Regions from separate parts of the Homo sapiens genome. Here region 2 is linked to region 1. Evidence: chromatin contacts called from ENCODE Hi-C or POLR2A ChIA-PET data. All regions are on one chromosome and are shown on one strand. The core of a region is the stretch at or near the end of the contact, and the rest is flanking DNA. Distances in the headings are between cores, read along the strand shown. Region 1 has its middle 37 kb from the start of LY86-AS1. Region 2 has its middle 61 kb from the start of DSP.

Region 1 (5,926 bases), core at 2,071-4,570:
CCTGATTAAGGCTGGGGGATGGTTGGTAGTGACAAGTCGAGGTTGAGTAGGGTGGGGTCCTGATGAGATCAGGGAACATCTATCCACAGGAAAGACTGATGTCTTCTTAAGGCAGAATACTTAGCCCTCTTTCATCAACATGTGCCACATGGCAAGAAAAGATTCCAAAGCCCTTGCTGCTGGGTAAAGTTGTGTAGCTTGTGGACTGCACAAGGACCCCTGACCAAGGGGAGAGTGGGGACTGAAATCCAGCATATGCTCCCTTGCCCAGGCTGCGTGTCTTGGGATACCTCTTTGTTTTGCACAAACATACCATCTGCTTACTCAGTCATCTGCCACTGACTCAGGTTCCACCCAGAAAGGGCACCTTTTTCTAATTCATACAAGGTGCCATCTGTGCAAGAGGTAATTCCAAGCATGGTCTTTGGGTCTGGCTGCATGAGGCAGCATTTGTTTCTTTTGAAACAAAGGCCATTCTACCAGTTGGAAGTCTGCCAACGAGTCCCTGTTACACAATTAGAGCCTGGTTCTCTGGCAACCCTCATGTGTACTCCCACGGCATTAGCTAAATTACCACCACCCAGTTAACTTGCTAGCCTGCACTCGTACTCTATGGCTTTCAGCTTATGCACCTGAAGTCAAGACCATATGTGGTTTTTATGGAGCCAGAAAGTTAGGGATGCAATAAAGCTCTAAGTAACTGGCTAATAAATGTTAGTTATATGTTTCGTCTGGGTTGCTAGGACAATCCTCTACAAATTCTATTTTGTCGTATATTTAAACACTGAATACTTTGTACATTACTTTGAGCTTCCAGCTTCTTCTCCTTTAGTCTCCCCCCCTCCCCAGTTTGCTTTGGGAATGAGGTCAATGGATGTACTGTGGGGGTTCGGGGGTGTGCTCCAGTCCAGAATATGAACAGACAACAGGTTCTTACACTTATCGTCTGGAGGATCGCGAGCAATGCAGCCTGTCTGTTGTCTGGAGGATCGCGAGCAATGCAGCCTGTCTGTCTGAGAGCAGAGGGGAAAACAACAGTATAGGAATAGTGCAGGTGTTACAATAGTGCGCGTGGCCTTCCAGACGGCAGTGGGGGGAACAGAAGGAGCTGGGGTGGGGTGCTTGGTAAGGAAATGGGATCCCCATTCTGGGGTGGCTTCAAGGGAGGGAAAACCTGTTCACCAGGGAAATAGGAATTTCTTCTGTGTCAACAGTCTGTGGGTTCATATGAAGACATTTCAGCAATAATAACATAATTAAAAATCACTGACTTACAACCCTACATGCATGTTACAGAATCTTCAGTTTCTCCTCACTCCCTACCCTGCTTATTTCTGGAAGCCTCATGTCAGCTCAAGAACAGTTCTTTCCCGTTTCACCCTTTAGCTCCCTCTTCCTGGGGCTGCTGTCCAAGCCGCTTCAGGTACATGAAGACAGAGTCTCTCTGCTCTGGTGTGCACCGGGGTGGCAAGGGGCCTGGGTCTATGCCTTGCTGGCCTTCCGTCCTCTGTGTTCTGGGTCCCCTCAGGTTCATGGAACAAGCTATGCTGTGCCCTACCCTCCTGCCCTTATGCCACCTTGCCACCGGGACCCCATGAAATGCTGCAGGTGCCCTGGTATTTCTCCAAATCCCTTATAAAGTTAGCTCCTAGCTGTTGCTTCTCTCTGCAGGAGGCTCTGCCACAAAACCAAGGGGCTAGGGAGAGAGCTGGGACCCCAGGCCATTCCTCCCACTCTGCCTCCGCCCCCAGGAGCTTGTCCACAACATGTAGGCACCAGGACCTCCAGTGTCCCAGCCAACCTTCAAGGGCCAGCATGTTCCCTCCTTCTACCGTGAAGCCAAGCCACGTGTCCTCCCCGCCTCAAAGCCCCCCACAGTGCTTTGTTCTTGTCTTGTGCTGCTTACCATGGTTTCTCCATCACAGGAGATTTTTGGTACTCTTCTTCTTCCCTTTTCCTAAAAGATAAGCTGAGTTTGAATTGGGATTATACTATATATTATTTATTTTTTATATTTGATGTATTGTGCTTAATACAATGCTCAGCAAACCGTAGGTGCTGACTAAAGATTTACGAAGGGAAAGAAGAAAACAGTGAAAAAGCCAGATTATGCTTATGGCACATTCACCCAGGTGGGTTTGACAGTGAGTGACCAAAAGCTTTTGTGGAAGAGCATGAACAAATCATGAAACTGACTAGTATTCATGATCCCTTTTTGTTCTGTGCTGTCATCATTGAGTTAATGTAACTGTCATTAGCCTACCTTTGTTTTTAGCTCATTTGCTGCTTGAGTTAACACATTCTGCAAGCCTGCAACTAAAACCATGAAGTGTTTCTTTATTATATGGTGTCTTTCCAAACAGCCAAGCAACATTAGGTAGAAAGAGCCTGGATTTGGAGTGAGACAGAATTGAATCCTGGCTCACTGATGGAGCTCACAAGCCTGGGGAACCTTAGGCCAGTTCCTCAATTTCTCTAAACCCAGACTTCCTCTTCTATCACGTGGACCATTGTGTTACGCACCCACAGGCTGTTCTGGAGATGAAGTATTGAGATGCAGGCCGAGCACAATGCTGGCGCAGAGAGCCTGCACAAATCGTTGTTAGCTTTTACACAATTATTATTATCATGGTGGTTGTTCTGCCTTCTCAGATGTTATCTTTCTGCACTCACATATATTAATCTTTGTAGTTTATGTGGAAACCTTATTGCATCCCCTTGATTATGTCAATGATGTTCTCTGGCTCTTTCTTGAATTTTCTTCTACCACTTCTGAGTGAAGAAAAGGAAAGAAATGATATGATAAAGTCTTCGGTGGCAGGGATATTTTCTGTTTTTCCACCCTTGGGTGGGTTTCAGGGAAATCCAGAAAAATACCAGCTGGCAGAAGGTATCATTGTTTTTGGCTAAAGGAACATTGATACATACCCTTTTCCACAGAAGTGAGGAGACCAAACCACTGGAGGAAAGGAGGTGGTTTTGTGTCACATGTGAAAAGAAAGCTGGGCGCAAGGGGAGAAGAATATTTCAGGCCAGAGCATTTGAATGCAGCTGAAGGCTTCCGTTCCACACTAAGTAACTGAAGACATTTACAAACTAGATGAAAATAACTCTTTTATAAGCCCTATAGGACCCCTGCTTGCCTGATAAAATGATTGGAAAATTAGGTAGACTAACTTGTTTTGCTGATTGAGAAAAATACGGCCAATTCAAACCTGCAGTTGAACTGTTGAGATAATAAACTCCGCCATTCTAACGAGTCTGGGTTGTCATCAGGATGTGGCCCTTTCTGTTCTCGTGCTAGCTATTTTGGATTATCTTTCCTGAAGGCAGACGTAATTGTTACATTTGCAGATGTCACATTTAGTTATGCAGGCATTGGGTGTGTGTCTTTGTGTGCAGGAAACAAGTTTAATTAAAAAAATACACGTATTTTCTTTTTTTTTTTTTTTTTTGAGACAGAGTCTTGCTCTGTCACCCAGGCTGGAGTGCAATGGCATGATCTCCGCTCACTGCAACCTCTGCCTGCCTCCCGGGTTCAAGTGATTCCCCTGCCTCAGCCCCCTGAGTAGCTGGGATTACAGGCATGTGCCACCACGCCAGGCTGATTTTTGTATTTTTAGTAGAGACGGGGTTTTACCACGTTGGCCAGGCTGGTCTCGAACTCCTGACCTCAAGTGATCCGCCCACCTCGGCCTCCCAAAGTGCTGGGATTACAGGAGTGAACCACCACACCTGGCCCACATTTTCTTTCATAGGCCCTTTTGGCCTGGTTATATTGTTTCTGTTTGGGGGCCAGAAAGGTGTATCCAAATGTTTTCCTTAAATTCTTTTCAGAGTTCATGGCCCAGGGAACATGCCCCCATGCCAGGTCTAATAAAACTAGCTACACTTAGAAGAAATCAAGATGCCAAGGGACCATCTCAGGACCCAGAAGGGAATGTGGGCTTATGGGTGAGGGCTGGGCTTCTAGGATTGTTTGCTCTGATGATGTAGGAGGATGGGAGAGGTAAATTAGGAAAAGAGGCTTTAGCACTGCAAGTGAACACCCACCTTAACATAATAATGACTTATTTTTATTGAGTGACGTGCCAGGCCCTATTCTCAGCATTTTACATGCATTTTCTCATTAATTCTCACACTGTCTCTACAAGATAGGTACTATTATTATGGTCAGCACCTACAGATGAGGAAACTGGGGCTTAGACAATAAAAGTCACTTGCCCAGTGAACAGCTAGGAGAGAATTAGAACTTAAAACTGGCCTAATTCGAGACATGATCTGGACATGTCCTTTGGCCTAGTTTGAAACATGCCCTTCCTCTCCCTTTACCCCTTGGCAACTTCCCCAGTTTCCACTTAAGGATATGTGTGGTTCCAGTGGGAATAACTCTGATCCAGGTCTAGGGGTGGGGCATGTGACATAGGCTAAGCCAATCAGGGTAGGGTCAAAGTGATTGGTCAGGATGTTACTGAGCCAGCAATGGGCTCACTGCCTAATGTGCATTGTGGCCAATCCCACTGCACTGGCTTTTAAGAAAAGAAAAGGTTTACTGCAAGTCTACCAGCAAGGAGACAGGAGGAAACACTCCAACCTGTCTCTGCAAGTTGGAGTTTAGGACAGGTTTTATAAGCATGGGGTCATGAGGCATGATCTGATTGGATTTTGCAATGAGGTGATGCTGGGAGGCATAATCTGATTGGATCTTGCAATGAGGTGATGCTGGGAGGCATGATCTGATTGGATCTTGCAATGAGGTGATGCTGGGAGGCATGATCTGATTGGATCTTGCAATGAGGTGATGCTGGGAGGCATGATCTGATTGGATCCCGTCATGGGGTGATGCTGGAAACTGATATGATTGGATCCTGGATCCTGACATGCCGTGTTCACTTCTTAATTAAGTTCCCACTCCTCAGTCTTGCACTGAGGTCCCCCTGTGGTCGCATACTTGGTTCATCTGGGCATGCTCGGGTTACATAACCTTCAACCTGGAGTCCACGGCAACCGAAAAACAACTCACAACTTTATCATATAAGAGTTGAGCCAGATTGGTCTGCTGTGGTTACAAGGAGAGGTCATGTGACCCAAGCCATTCTAATCAGAATGAGTAACAGGGTTTTGGGATAAAGGTCTCTTTTGCCTTCTGTACTGTGGACAGTGTGGATGTGAGGTCTCCAGCTACTGAAATGATTTGCTATTGTGGGACAGACTGTCTGAGGGTAAAGGCAATATTCCAGGAGACCCGAGGTGGAAGAACTGTGGAGAAATGGAGGTGAAGAGCCGATGATGAATGAACCTCAGCAGCAAACGCTGGCTGACACCTAAACCACCCTGGGACTCAGTAGTCATGGGAGACAACCTAGTCCCCTATGCATAAGCCAGATTCAATTGAGTTCTCTGTTCCTCATAGCCAAAACGTTCTAAGAGATGCGATCACACTGTCCTGAGGGGCTTTATCAGCATTCTGCCTAGACTCTAGCCTGACAAAGCTTCCCTTGGGCACTGGAATGTTCCTCAAAAATATTTTTTAAAACGTTCTATACGTAACGATGGAAATTGCCCTCAAAATATAAAGAAGGGCTGGTGGGCACTCCAATGTCTGAAGCTGGCTGATTTTCATAATAATTCCTTAATTGTGGCAGCACTGCATCATCCTGAACCAAGCTGTTTTTTTTTTTTTTTTCTTCAGAAGAGTTTATTGAGGACACATTTTTGGAGTTGTTGATAGTGATTTTTGAAACAGTAGCAATTCTCTTTACAGGAGAAGTCAATTTAGTTTGATAGATTGTCTGGGCACTTTGACCCCACCCCAGCCAGTAACCACACAATGGCTAGCCTGAGAGGGCTCGGCTTGGGGTCACCCACCTCCCCTGACAACCCTGCTTCCTGGGCTGGCCCTTTCAAAGTCATCTTAGTTACTACA
Region 2 (5,926 bases), core at 2,096-4,595, 820 kb before region 1:
GTGTGGTCCTTATCTTACGCTTTACACAAAAGAGTATCTACAGTAATGCTAAAAATCTTTTTTTAATCCTGAATAATTAGCTCTTTGCTTTAACTCCTAAAAGTGGATCAAATACCTTGAATGACCTTGTCTGCTCTTTTGGACAACTTTACCAATGTTTTTCTCACTATGACCAGATTTGTCAAGCTCTGAGTCCCTTGGAAGAAACTCTACCACATTACCCTGATAGATACCTGCAGTGGGATTTTTTTTTTTTTTGAGTTGAAGTTGCGCTCTGTTGCCCACGTTGGAGTGTAATGGCACGATCTCAGCTCACTGCAACCTCCATTTCCCGGGTTCGAGCGATTCTCCCGCCTCAGCCTCCCTAGAAACTGGGATTACAAGCGCGTGCCACTTTGCCTGGCTAATTTTTTGTATTTTTAGCAGAGACGGGGTTGGCTGTGGCTGGCCAAGGCCATGTTGGCCAGGCTGGTCTTGAACTCCTGACCTCAGGTGATCTGCCCGCCTTGGCCTCCCAACGTGCTGGGATTACAGGTATAAGCCACCGCACCTGGCTTGCAGTGGGATTTTTAAATTGACTCCAAAAGGTACTGAAAAATCTTAGATGGGCTCTCAACTCAGATTTTATAAAAGAAAAATGTGTCTCCTGCCCTGCCTCGTGGGCGGTTGAGGGAGCAGAAACGGGTGGGCAGAGGCCTTGTCCTCTAGAGTGGGGAATTCCATCTGATGGAAGCCTAATCTCTAAGGAGAACTGTGATGACCCACACAAAACCTCTGCCTCCCCAGTTGTCCACATCAGGGGCCTAATTGATGGTGTGGTGGAAGCTGACATTGTGGAGGCCTTGCAGGAGTTTGGACTCATCAGCTATGTGATGGTAATGTCTAAAAAGAGACAAGCACTGGTGGAGTTTGAAGATGTGCTAGAGGCTTGCAACGCAGTGAACTACACAGCCGACAACCAAATACATATTGCCGGTCACCCAGCTTTTGTCAACTACTCTACCAGCCAGAAGATCTCCCGCCCCGGGAACTCGGATGATCCGGAGCGTGAACAGTGTGCTTCTCTTTACCATCCTGAACCCCATCTATTCGATCACCACGGATGTTCTTTACACTATCGGTAATCCTTGTGGCCCTGTCCAGAGAATTGCCATTTTCCGGAAGAATGGAGTTCAGGCCATGGTGGAATTTGACTGTGTTCAAAGTGCCCAGTGGGCCAAGGCCTCACTCAATGGGGCTGAAATCTATTCCGGCTGTTGCACTCTGAAGATCAAATACACGAAGCCTACACGCTTGAATGTGTTCAAGAATGATCAGGATACTTGGGACTACACAAACCCCAATCTCAGTGGACAAGGTGACCCTGGCAGCAACCCCAACAAACGCCAGAGGCAGCCCCCTCTCCTGGGAGATCACCCCACAGAATATGGAGGGCCCCACCGTGGGTATCACACCCATTGCCATGATGAGGGCTATGGCCCCCCAGCCCGCGACCTCACTACGAAGGGAGAAGGACGGGTCCACCAGTGAGGGGGAGTCACCCTTGGGGCCCAAGTCGCAACGGCCCCTAGTATGGGCACCCCCCACCCCCTCCCCACCACCCGAGCATGGCCCTCACCCCGACAGCCCTGTCCTCATGGTCTACAGTTTGGATCAGTCTAAGATGAACTGTGACCAAGTCTTCAATGTCTTCTGCTTGTATAGCAATGTGGAGAAGGTGAAAGTCATGAAAAGCAAGCCGGGGACCGCCATGGTGGAGATGGCTGACGGCTACACTGTGGACCGGGCCACTACCCACCTCAGCAACAACTTCATGTTTGGGCAGAAGCTGAATGTCTGTCTCCAAGCAGCCAGCCATCATGCCCTGTCAGTCATGCGGGTTGGAAGTCACGTCTTGCAGTTACAGAGACTTCAGTGAATCCCGAACAATCGGTTCCCCTCGCTGGAGCGGGCAGGGAAGAACCGCATCCAGCACCCCAGCAACGTGCTGCACCTCTTCAACGCCCCGCTGGAGGTGACTGACAACTTCTTTGAGATCTGAGATGAGCTGGGCGTGAAGCGGCCATCTTCTGTGAAAGTATTCTCAGGCAAAAGTGAGCGCAGCTCTTCTGGACTGCTGGAGTGGGAATCCAAGAGCGATGCCCTGGAGGCTCGGGGCTTCCTGAACCATTACCAGATGAAAAACCCAAGTGGTCCATACCTTACACTCTGAAGCTGTGTTTCTCCACCGCTCAGCATGCCTCCTAATTAGGTGGCTAGGAAGAGTCCCATCAGAGCAGGAAGTCATTTCTCTTCCCTTTATGCCATTTTTCGTTTTTTTTTTTTTTTTGTTTTTTTTGTTTTTGTTTTTTTTTTGAAAGCTAGGTTTGTAGAGGCTTAACCTTAATGGAAACGCTGGAAGTCTGCAGGGGGAGCGAGAGGGGACCTGATCTGTCCCAAGATTAACCTTCACTTCTTCACTTTTAAAAAATTATTGTGGGCCGGGCGCGGTGGCTCACGCCTGTAATCCCAGCACTTTGGGAGGCCGAGGTGGGCGGATCACAAGGTCAGGAGATGGAGACCATCCTAGCTAACACGGTGAAACCCCGTCTCTACTAAAAATACAAAAAATTAGCCGCGTGTGGTGGCGGGCGCCTATAGTCCCAGCTACTCAGAAGGCTGAGGCAGGAGAATCGCTTGAACCCGGGAGACGGAGGTTGCAGTGAGCCAAGATCGTGCCACTGCATCCCAGCCTGAGTAACAAGAGCGAGACTCCATCTCAAAAAAAAAAAAAAAAAAAATTATTGTACATGTGATTTTTTTTTTTCCTGTTCATACATTTGTGCTGCCCATGTACTCTTGGCACATTTCAATAAAATTGTTTGGAAAATAAACACAGCAAAAAAAAAAAGAAAAGAAAAGAAAAGAAAAATGTGTTTTCTATCTGAAGGATTTAATTGACGGCTGTGCCAATAATTTCTCAAATTTAGCTGTGCTCATTCTCCCTAATTTATTTGAAAGACATGACAAGGAAAACAAGACCTTCCTTGGGCTTTTCACTGCTGGGGCTCTCTGGCCCTAAAGAGCGGAGAGTGTCTACAAAATCCTAGGTCAGCAGCTGCGGTTTTGAGATTTCACACACGTAGTGCCTAAGTGTGTGTCTGTCCTGACAGCCTAGAACATTGCTGATCAGGACACAGCCTGCCCAGGTGAAATGCCTCCGAGGCAGGCAAACCCTCAATTAATCTTCTCAAGGCTTCAGTAGACGTAAGAAATGAGTGGACACGCCTTTCTATCAACGGAGAAGCTGTGGGTTTGCTCATGTTTTCTGGATTCCTTCCAGCTTCTGGGTAAGTTTCCCTTCTCGCAATTCAGGAATGGGTGTGGAAAGCTGCAAGCTTGTCTTCCCTACCAGCGGCAGCAGACTCCCTGACCTGCCTGCACTGGCAGCAACTTGCAGGACGGACACTTTATTCTTTTTTTTTTTTTTTTTTTTTTGATACAGAGTCTAGCTCTCTTGCCAGGCTGGAGTGCAGCGGCGCGATCTCAGCTCACTGCAGGCTCCGCCTCCCGGGTTCACGCCATTCTCCTGCCTCAGCCTCCCGAGTAGCTGGGACTACAGGCGCCCGCCACCACGCCCGGCTAATTTTTTTGTATAAGAGACGGAGTTTCACAGTGTTAGCCAGGATGGTCTCGATCTCCTGACCTGGTGATCCACCTGTCTTGGCCTCCCAAAGTGCTGGGATTACAGGTGTGAGCCACAGCACCCGGTCTCTTTTGTCTAGAAATTTCATACAAGGGAAAGCAGGCCCTCTTCCCATGAGATCAATAAAAGGGAATCGTATTGAAAATGAGAATACATTCCCAAAACACATTTCCATCTATCTCGTTACCCACAAATACTCATTAAAATTGAATTTAAGAATAGCCAGCCATATCTTTTAAGAGATTACTTCCCTCCTACCAAATTAAACTTTAAAAACTCTATTTCAGTTAGTAATGAGCCTTTATTTTAGAATATATCAGTCTCTTATCAGAGGCATCAAATCATTTTCTTTTCATCAATAAAAATGTCACAATTAAGAATTATAACTCAGCCAGGTGCGGTGGCTCAGGCCTGTAATCCCAGCACTTTGGGAGGCCAAGGCCGGCGAATCACCTGAGGTCGGGAGTTCGAGACCAGCCTGGCCAACATGGTGAAACACTGTCTCTATTAAAAATACAAAATTAGCTGGGCATAGTGGTGGGCGCCTATAGTCCCAGCAACTTGGGAGGCTGAGGCAGGAGAATCACTTGAACCCGGGAGGCGGAGGTTCCAGTGAGCCGAGGTCATGTCATTGCACTTCAGCCAGCCTGGGCAAAAAGAGTGAAACTTTGTCTCAAAAAAAAAGAATTATAACTCAATTTTTTGGAGCTCCGGCAGCCATAACTCAACATTTGTTCTCACAGTGCACTTTCTACCTCATAATTTCAAGTTTCAAGAGAAAATTAATATCACATGATCAGAAAAATGCAGATAATAACTGTACAAACCTGGGCAAGTCATTTTCCTCTTCTAGGGGCAATGTGTGCAGGGCTGACTCACAATCACACCATTTCTTTCAGATTGATTATTACTAGATTTTATATATTAATAAATACATTAAAGAAAATGCCTAGGACCACCCCTAGTTTGTGACAAGGTTAAGCATGGCATGTGATTTTTAGGTCTTCAGTGTTATTTCTGAATATTGCTCCTACCAGTATAATCTTCTACATTTTTTGTTTTTGATGAAGCGATGTTATCACCCAGTATCTTTTTTTGTTTGTTTGTTTTCATTTTGGTCATTTTGGTCACTGCACTGGAACACAAACCTGCCCCTCTTTCTGTCTCTCTCTCTTTTTCAGTCGTCTGTTGCCCAGACTGGAGTGCCGTGGCTCAAACACAGCTCTCTATAACCTCAAACTCCTGGGCTCAAGTGATCTTCCCACCTCAGCCTCCGGAGTAGCTGGGACCACAGGTGCACGCCACCATGCCCAGCTAATTTTTTTGTATTTCGTAGAGACAAGGTCTTGCTGTGTTGTCCAGGCTGGTCTGTAACTCCTGGGCCGAGGCACTCCTCCTGCCTTGTCCTCCCAAAGTGCTGGGATTACAGGCATGAGCCACCACTCCCGGCATCCTGCCTCTTTTCGATATATATTTTTTTTTTTTGCATTCTAAAAATAGCATCTTTTCTCAGATTATAGAATTAGTATTATTCATCACAAATATTTAAAATATGAAAAGTTATGAAGAAAATCAAATCACTCCTAATCCCTCCACCAAAAGGTAATCACTGTTAACACTTGTAGTTTATTTCCCTCTAGTATTTTTTTTTTTTTTTTTTTGAGACAGAGTCTTGCTCTGTCACCAGGCTGATGGTGCAGTGGCGTGACCTCGGCGCACTACAACCTCTGCCTCCTGGGTTCAAGTGATTCTCCTCCCTCAGCAACCAGAGTAGCTGGGACTACAGCCGTGCGCCACCATGCCCAGCTAATTTTTGTATTTTAAGTAGAGACTGGCTTTCACCATGTTGGCCAGAATGGTCTCGATCTCTTGACTTCGTTATCTGCCCGCTTCAGCCTCCCAAAGTGCTGGGATTACAGGCGTGAGCCACTATGCCCGGCCCCTTTGGTATTTTTATGTAGAATCACTTTTTTTCTCCAAAAGGTATACAACAAATAAACCAAAAGCAGTTTTCCCATTTGTAATCCATATCTATCTAGCATAAAGCCATGTAAACTTGGTCTCGAGCTTGTCCCAACAGCCCTACCAGCCCGAGTTTTCCTATCCCTGCCTTGTGGTCTATTTCTCCATCCACCCTGACCCAAATGCCACTCTCACAGAACTCTAGATTTGAGTTTGCCTTCATTTCTGTTTGACCCCTCAGACCTTGGGAATGTGAATTGTAAAGGCAAAACTTCATGA

What was found. A loop is a pair of places that touch in the nucleus more often than their neighbours do. ChIA-PET counts read pairs that join two places held with the same protein, here RNA polymerase II (POLR2A).
Region 2: a map of posterior vena cava shows a loop between it and region 1 (5-fold over the local background). The contact joins two enhancer-like sites. A Hi-C loop is called at or near these places in 1 of 168 maps with a recorded cell type or tissue (posterior vena cava). POLR2A ChIA-PET finds 5 or more read pairs at or near these places in 2 of 52 experiments (AG04450 and OCI-LY7).

Annotation. Positions count from the first base shown.
Region 1 is chr6:6,656,450-6,662,375 of GRCh38, reverse strand. No RefSeq gene overlaps it. Among named protein-coding and RNA genes, the nearest start is that of LY86-AS1, 37 kb to the right of the region's middle. Within about 2 kb of position 3,320, at least 8 of the 41 ENCODE cell types and tissues checked have a DNase peak (open chromatin) inside an H3K27ac peak, as active enhancers do.
Region 2 is chr6:7,477,415-7,483,340 of GRCh38, reverse strand. It overlaps the pseudogene HNRNPLP1. Among named protein-coding and RNA genes, the nearest start is that of DSP, 61 kb to the left of the region's middle. Within about 2 kb of position 3,345, at least 4 of the 41 ENCODE cell types and tissues checked have a DNase peak (open chromatin) inside an H3K27ac peak, as active enhancers do.